Linked DNA regions of Homo sapiens: region 1 is linked to region 2. A link is a contact called in ENCODE Hi-C or POLR2A ChIA-PET data. All regions are on one chromosome and are shown on one strand. The core of a region is the stretch at or near the end of the contact, and the rest is flanking DNA. Distances in the headings are between cores, read along the strand shown. Region 1 overlaps LINC02762 (long intergenic non-protein coding RNA 2762). Region 2 overlaps IL18 (interleukin 18).

The links. Hi-C counts contacts between places; a loop is a spot of excess contacts on that map. ChIA-PET counts read pairs that join two places held with the same protein, here RNA polymerase II (POLR2A). Pooled maps may share reads with other maps.
Region 1: a pooled map shows a loop between it and region 2 (2.3-fold over the local background). The contact joins two enhancer-like sites. A Hi-C loop is called at or near these places in 3 of 50 pooled maps. POLR2A ChIA-PET finds 5 or more read pairs at or near these places in 3 of 52 experiments (activated T-cell, activated naive CD8-positive, alpha-beta T cell and endothelial cell of umbilical vein).

What each region holds. Positions count from the first base shown.
Region 1 is chr11:112,277,651-112,282,085 of GRCh38, forward strand. The region is part of intron 1 of LINC02762 (long intergenic non-protein coding RNA 2762); the gene reads left to right. Among named protein-coding and RNA genes, the nearest start is that of LINC02762, 9.1 kb to the left of the region's middle. RefSeq lists an enhancer at 2,692-2,781. Within about 2 kb of position 2,986, at least 9 of the 41 ENCODE cell types and tissues checked have a DNase peak (open chromatin) inside an H3K27ac peak, as active enhancers do.
Region 2 is chr11:112,155,812-112,159,827 of GRCh38, forward strand. All of the region lies in intron 1 of IL18 (interleukin 18), which reads right to left. Among named protein-coding and RNA genes, the nearest start is that of IL18, 6.3 kb to the right of the region's middle. RefSeq lists a silencer at 1,455-1,749. Within about 2 kb of position 1,605, at least 8 of the 41 ENCODE cell types and tissues checked have a DNase peak (open chromatin) inside an H3K27ac peak, as active enhancers do.

The sequences.
Region 1 (4,435 bases), core at 1,736-4,235, 120 kb after region 2:
CTCGTTTCTACTAAAAATTCAAAAAATTAGCCGGGCACGGTGGTGGGCGTCTGTAGTCCCAGCTACTTGGGTGGCTGAGGCAGGAGAATGGTATGAACCCGGGAGGCGGAGGTTGCAGTGAGCCGAGACCGCGCTACTGCACTCCAGCCTGGGCAACAGAGCGAGACTCCGTCTCAAAATAAAAAAACAAAAAAAGAAAGTGCATACCCTTTGATCAGGATGTTCAACGTTTTTATCTTAAGGATGATTACTGCTGAGTGGAAAGAATTATGTGGAAGGAAGATAATCACAGCATTGTCTATGATAGTGAAAATTGAAAACATCTTAAATGCTAGCCAGTAAGGGATTATGTGATTAATACCTTGAACCACTTATAATAATGTGTTAGAAAAGTAACTGAAAAATGAGAACATGTTAAAAATAAGTAAAAAAAAAAAAAAGTCACAAGACAATGTAGACCATTCAGGAAGCTGGTATGGTAGGAATTCTGCTCTGTTCCTCACAGTTATGTGGCCTCAGGCAGGTTGCTTGACTTTTTGTTGCACAGAAATTTTCTTTTCAGTAAATTGGAGACATTGTGTCTCCCCTGCAGGTTGCTATAAAGATTGGTGAGATGTTTGTATAGCACTTGGTCCTGTGTCTGACAGGTAGTAGATGTTCAGTTAGCAGTGAATATTATTACCTGATTTCTGTAAAAAAAAAAAAGCACCCTCATATTTATATTAGCACAGTAAAAGAAAGGTCACTGGAAATTACAGCAAATGTTAGCAGTGTTGTCTCTAACTGGTGACATTGCAGTCATTTTTATTTCCTTCTTTGAGTTTTTCCCTTTTACTAATGAACATAGATTAATATTACAACCAGAAATTAAATACTGTACTTAGAAAAGAAAAGGTGCTAGGCTTGTATTAAAAATGAAAGAATTAAAGAGATGAGTTACTGATTCCTTTCTTTTAGAATGATAACCTTACCTGGGTTATCAAAGATAACCTTATCTTAGGGATGATCTGTTTAACATCATTTTACTGTTGGGGAAACAGAAGCTCTGAGAAGGAAAGTGACTTGTCTAAAGTAATAAATCAATTAATAGCAGGTTTCACATTCCTTGAACCAGTACTTTTTCAATCTACTAGTCTCTCTTTGAGGACACGGGGCTCAAGAGAGGGGCTGCTTTAGTCCCGGATAGGCCCCAAACCACTAGTGTCATCAGTAGAATGTCCCTTCCTGACTCTCCCAGGAAGCAACTTTTGCTTCTTTTCCCCTCCCAGGCAGTACAGTGCTAACCTAGGAGAAAAGGGTCATGGGGACCTGCACACGTGTTCCTGGTCCTCTCTGTGAGTGGACCCCAAGGGGTGCTCCTCAGCAGGCCAGCGGCATGTGCTATTTGGACATTCACCCTGTGTGGATGACAGCATTATGCTTCCTTTTTCTCTTATCAGCTTCAATGTATGCATGTATGTCATGCTGCTTCTGAATACTAATTTTGTCTGGATTGATTCATGTTCAGAGTGTTGGTGCTGCTGGCTGCTAGGCTTAGCATGAGGTTCTTCCTGTGTTTTGTAATTTTGGATTTGCAGGCTCATGTGGAATGGGAGGCTTTTGGATTTTTTCTTCTTTCTCTTCTGATTGTTCAACTGCACCTGTCTAGAGGTTTTGCAGTTGCTTCCTCCTGTCCCTCTGAACCCCAGGTCTAGAAACGCCTCATGAAGGTGGCTGGTGACAACAGATACTGGAGACAGCACAGTGGGTGGCTTGTCTCAGTTCCTGGAAGGGAGGCTTTGTCCTTCCCCTCCCCGGGCCCATGGCTCCCCAGGAATTTGTAACCCCAGGTAGCACTGGGCAGCCGTCCTGGAGCTTCAGCCTTGCTCACTGCTTTGGGTTTATCTTCCTTTTCTGATCCAAAGAGATATTCATACATATTTTTTTCAGCTCAACTATATCTTTTTTTTTTTTTTTAGAGACAAGTTCTCATTCTGTCCCAAGGCTGGAGTGCATTGGCACAATCATAGCTTACTGTAACCTTGAACTCTTGGGCTCAAGCGATCCTCCCTCCTCAGCTTCCCAAATAGCTAGGACTGCAGGTGCTTGCCACCACACCTGGCTATTTTTTTTTTTTTTTTTTTTTTTTTGTAGAGACGGGGCTTTGCTATGTTGCCTAGGCTGATCTCAAACTCCTGGCCTCAAGCAATCCTCCCACCTTGGCTTCCCAAAGCACTGGGATTACAGGTGTGAGCCACGGCAGTGGGCAGGAACTATATCTTTTGGTTTTCTCTTTTTATACTTTATGTACTATTGCAATGTGTTTGGAATAGCGGAGGTGCAACCAATCCAGATTCATTGTGCTATCTCGACCTAACAGGTGGTCTTTTGGTTGAGGGTGGGCACTTGGCTCTCAGGGATTGGCTCTGAAACCTCAGTGGTAAGGCGTCTTCCAGAGCAGCGGCGCCCCCTGGTGGCACGCGGTAGGATGGGCGGCAAAGAAGCACTCGGCGTGGGCGGGGCGGGTGGGGGTCGCAAGGCCACTTCTCTCCTTCCTGCAGGTTCTCAGAGATGGAAGGTGTCTTAGAGGCGGTGAGACCAACTGCCCACACAGTGTGGTCGCCCATCTATGCCACACCCAAAAATGGTCAGTGTCAGCTGGATCCACTCCACAATTTGGTCAGCTGTGTTTCCAAGGAGCCCTTCTTGTACTGAGTGGTTTCTCCTTGTAGCTCTCAGCCATGGGTCCTAGTTCCGCCATTTGAAGCCGCGCATAGCAAATGTGGCCCTTCTCCGTATTCTCTCAGATGTTTGAGGGCAGCATTAGACATTTCTTCTTCCGGCTCTCTTTCAGCCGGCCCCTCCAGACGATGGCCATTCCTGTTGCCTTGGTCCGCAGGAACGATGGGTTATGCATGAACTTTGTAGAACATGGCCTTGTCTTCACCAACGCGGAGGAGAGCCCGTTCGGTTCCAGAGAGGATGCTGCCTCATCTCGTCTCTAAAAGAGGAGGAAGGGGAGCAGGTCCCTTCACGTTCTCTGGTCTCAGCTGAGAACTCTCCCTGGAAGTAGCGGGCCGTGAAATGTTTCACAAGGTAGCATCTCCCTCTAGTGGCCACCATGGTCTATTTCAAGATGCTTTCCTCCCTTCCCCTGGCCCTCGCTTCTCAAGGTTTTTTTTTTTTTTTTTTTTCCCCCACCTCAAAAAGATCCACTGAGATGTGACAGGGTGAGCTGTAGATTGCAAAGTCCCCTATCTGGCCTTCTGACTAAAATGAACTGATTCTGCAATGGTGACTGGTGAGACAGAACTCAGATTCAATTTCTATGTTTCTCATGATTATCCTAAGCCAAAATTTGCAAATGGTTATACACATGTTAATTAGTATTATTCCCAGAAACTGTAAAATAATTGTTCTTCTTTTAGGTGGTTTCCTTATTGATTGGCTTTTTTTGTGTGTGTGACTTTCTCTGTCCATCTCTACTTGCTAATGGTTGAACTGAGGTGGTTTTTTTTTTTTTTTTTTTTTGAGACAGGGTCTCACTTTGTCATCCAGGCTGGAGTGCAGTGGTATGATCTTGGCTCATTGCAGCCTTGACCTCCTGGGATCCAGCGATCATCCCACCTCAGCCCCCAAAATAGCTGGGACTACAGGCATGTGCCACCACACCTGGGTAATTGTTTTGCATTTTTTGTAGAGATAGGGTTTCGCCATGTTGCCCAGGCTGGTCTGGAACTCCTGAACTCAAGCGATCTGCCCGCCTCGCCCTCCCAAAGTGCTGGGATTACAGGTGTGAGCCACCGTGCCCGGCCGGGTTCTTTAAGCGGCAATAACCAGATGCCTTCACACACCAGTACAAGTGAAGTTGGGGAGGTAGCTGGAAGGAGAAGGGAGCAACAAGGGAGCAAGAATGTCCACAGAGCCTGCATTTGGATCTGAGGTTACACTCCAGCAGGAGTCCTGGATCTTTGCTCTGGCTCTCCCCCAGTAAGGCGACCTGGCTTCTGTGAGCAGGTCCTCCATTCTCCGCTCGCCACTGGCAGCTCCCTTGCCTTGTTTTCTGCACCTGCCTCTTCCCTGCGCCACAGCTTCTGCTGATTCATAACTTTGGTTTACCCCTCACTCACTGTGGTCCCTTCAGCCTCTCTCCACTTGCTGCACTCCAGGACATTTCAGCCTTGGCTCCCGCCACCAACGGACTGATTTTCTTGACATTTTCCAGTTTTGCTTTCTGAGATAGAAATCTAATTGACACACCCTTCCCCTTTTTCAGGTGCTGGGCCACTTCAAAAGTCTCTAGCCAGCCAATGAATGAGCTGTTTGGGAGTCTGCTTCCTGTTGCAATTAGCTGGGCAGGGGAGAGTGTGCCATAAAACAGAACTGCCCTGCTGGGAAGTACCTGTGGCAGGGGATGAGGGCAGGCGGTTTCCTTTAAATGGGGATGTAGGTGCGG
Region 2 (4,016 bases), core at 355-2,854:
GTGAGAAATCTGTGAACTTGGATGGGGAAAAAAATACACATGTATTTTCACCAACCTCTGAAATTTAGCATTCCTCCCATGATTAGTTGCAGGAAACAAACCACAGTATTATTAGTAGTACTTGTGACTCTGTCATTAATAGAAATACCTATTTTCTGTTGTGCTACAATTATTGCAGAGATCTTGAGACATGGTTTAAACTCATTACTACTTTGAAATTACAGAAGTTTAGTCCTCACAGTAGATCTTATTATTTAATGTGTTGGTAAAAAGGCACATATATACTGCATTAAAATTTGTTTAAAAATTAAATGGTATGCAGGAGAGTATTCATAAATCTGTGCTCAAAATTTTTCTAGCATAATATGAGGCCTAGCATGTATGGTAGAGTAAGCAGGAATTTAAAACTCAGTTTAAAAAAAATTAATCTGAATTAAGCTAACCCCAAAATAGTTGTTAGTTGGTGTTATACAACTAACTTTGTATAATTTTGGCCTCCCAAAGTGCTTGAGATTACAGGCATGAGTCACTGTACCCAGGCCTTATTTGATAGTTTTATCTAGGTTTAGTTCCTTATGCTCATCTAAGTGCGAACAGTTATTAAATTTATCTTATTTAGATAACATTTTTTTTTTTTGAGATGGAGTCTCACTCTGTCACCCAGGTTGGAGTGCAGTGGCACGATCTCAGCTCACTGCAACATCCACCCCACCCCTCTCACCTGGGTTCAAGCGATTCTCCCATCTTAGCCTGGGACTCCCATCTGGGACCACAGATGCGTGCCACCACACCCAGATAAGTTTTCATATGTTTGGTAGAGACAGGGTTTCACCACGTTGCCCAGGGTGGTCTCAAACTCCTGAGCTCAAATGGTTTGCCTGACTTGGCCTCTCAAAGTTCTGGGATTATAGGTGTCAGCCACCATGCCTGGCCAACACATTTAAATAAAATAAAAACTGATGTACAAATGAATTTAAATAAACATTTAAATATTATAAAATTTAAATATTTATCAAACATTTAAATATTATAAATATTAAATTTTATAAGCTATTTATAATATTTAAATTTACAATTTAGAATTATCACCTAGTTTTTTAAAGGAGGGGATAAGGAAGACTCTTAGAGAAAAATAATATAGCAAAGGATGAAAAGATCACTAAGATAAGTCTAAACATTTTTCACCAAAACCCAAACCAACATTAATATTAAAAATCAGAACAATAATGACTAGGCTGTGAGCTCCACGAGGGCATGTTCTTTATTCACCTTTATGGCTTCATTGCTGAACAAGGCCCTATTATCAGCATCAGAAGGTGTTTGTTAATGACTGCATTAACTGAGAAGGCAGACATTTGTTAACCTGAGAGGCACTCTATGTTTTGATTAGTTATCAGTTGGTGAAATAATGATTAGCATGATCTTCTGTACATACTTTAATATTATGTAATACACACATATTTATCAAACTAATTCACCTGAAATGTACCAAGCAGTATGGGCAGGAATTGGATTAAATTACTGGTGTTTACTATTTTGAGTACATAGTTAGTCAATGAGTGAATGGATTTAGAGAAGGACAATATTTGAGCTGATTCACCAGTTAAGGTTTGAGCATTAACTATGCATCAGGAATGTGGCCAGTAGCTGACCAAACCACACATGAATGAGAGTTGGCTCCTACTCTCCAGTGACTCAGAGTCTAGTGGGAGAGAAGAATCTATAAAGAGTTACAAAATAATGTAATGAATGACGTAAGAGCTGAATTTACAAGAGATTCATTCTTTCTGTTTGATGGTGCTGGAGAAGGTTACCACAGAAAGTGATGACTGTGCTACCTTGAAAGAGAAGCAGGCATTTTCAAGGCCAGAGGAAGAGCTTCCACCAAGAAGAAGCAATGTGAACAAAGGCTAGGCAGCGGGGAGACCGAGAAAATATGGGTTGTTTGAGGCCTCAACATTTTTACCATAAATAAGGCAAATGTAGTCACATTTTACAGAAAGAATGCATTTCTAAAGATCTCACATAGTTCAAGGTTACCTTTTCTTTTCTTTTGTTTTTTGGATACAGAGTTTCGCTCTTGTTGCCCAGGCTGGAGTGCAATGGCACGATCTCGGCTCACTGCAACCTCCACTGCCTGGGTTCAAGTGATTCTCTGCCTTAGCCTCCTGAGTAGCTGGGATTACAGTCATGCACCACCACGCCCGGCTAATTTTGTATTTTTAGTAGAGACGGGTTTCTCCATGGCTGGTCTCGAACTCCTGACCTCAGGTGATCTTCCTGCTTCGGCCTCCCAAAGTGCTGGGATAACAGGGGTAAGCCACTGTGCCCGGCCTAATTTTGTATTCTTTTAGTAGTGAGGGGGGCGGGTTTCTCCATGTTGGTCAGGCTGGTCTCAAACTCCTGACCTCAGGTGATCTGCCCGCCTTGGCCTCCCAAAGGCTGGGACTACAGGCAAGAGCCACTGCGCCCAGCCAAAGTTAACTTTTCTTTGGAAAAAACGTAAAAGTTTGAGAGGAGATATTCTTGGAGTACATAAACCTACAACAACCAAAGCATATTGTTGCTTTCTTTCTTTTTTCAACTTTCTCAGCATTATTACTAGTGTTTTGTAGCCTGCTGTCTCCACACAGCCTATTATGGTGGTACTTTGGCCTTTTTAATATTGTTTTCTTGCATATAAACTTGGTTTCAACATATTTATTTGGAGTTTTTTTTTTTTTGCACAGCAGTAACAATACATCCCTTAGCACTTGGATAACATTATCATATATAAAATTATTTAAAATTATGTTTAAAAAGCACAATAATAACCTGTATGTCTGAAGAACTTCTGAGTTATTTAAAGTCTAATTTACATAATAATGACATGGAAGCAGATAATTCTACCAAGTATAAGAGACACTTGCATGTGGCAATAGTGTTAACAGTTTATAACTCATTTGACCTGACAGCTTTGAAATTATGTCATTCTAGATAAACTATTTGGAAGAGTTAACATTATTTCCATTTTGCCCATATAAACTATAATTTTTATACCGTTGCCTAATTCAATTCACATAAAATGCAACTTGCAGTATACTTTGATGAAAGCTTGGAAAGAAGAGTCAGACTACAAAGGCCTTGTGTAAGCAGACTAAAGAGTTTGAACTGTTTTTTCCTGAAAAAAAAAATACTGACTTAAATAGGAGAAAGATATGGTCAAATTTGTGTTTTAAAAACTCAACTCACTCTAGAAGCAACATAAACAATGGATCTGGTCCGTGTGCAGTGGCTCATGCCTGTAATCCCAGCACTTTGGGAGGCTGAGGTGGGTGGATTGCTTGAGGTCAGGAGTTTGAGACCAGCCTGACCAACATGGTGAAACCCTGTCTCTACTGAAAACACAAAATTAGCTGGGTGTGGTGGCACATACCTGTAGTCCCAGCTACTCGGGAGGGTGAACTGCTTAAACCCAGGAGGCTGTGGTTGCAGTGAAGTGCTCCACTGCACTTCAGCCTGGGCAGCAAAAGCGAAACTCTGTCAACACCACCACCACCACCAAGAACAAAAGAATGGACCTGATTGAACAAGATTGGACAGAGGTCAGACAACAACTACTGAAGTAATTTTAACAATTAAGAGTTGATGAGGCTATAAATTAAGGTAATGAATTCAAGAGATACTAAACAGCGGGATTTCTCAGCTGATCTGTTGTGGGTCAAACAGAAGAAGGAGGAACTGAGGATGACTTCGTAGTTTTTGGCTTGGGCAATTTGTTGAGTGGTTACCTCATTCATTAAGAAAAAAGAACGAAAATACAGCTCAAGTGTAAAATAATTAGTTCAGTTTTGTAAATCTGAGATGTGTCACAGAAGTCAAAAGAGAAAGGGTTTCAGGAGGGGCTGCTCGAAATCAAACTGTAGAGCTCCTAATTTACATATAAGCTTAAACTTGTTCATTGAATTTGGCAATTAGGAAGTTTTGGGCAACCGTAGAACAGTTTGGGTAAAGTGGAGGCAGCAGATGGTAGGTGG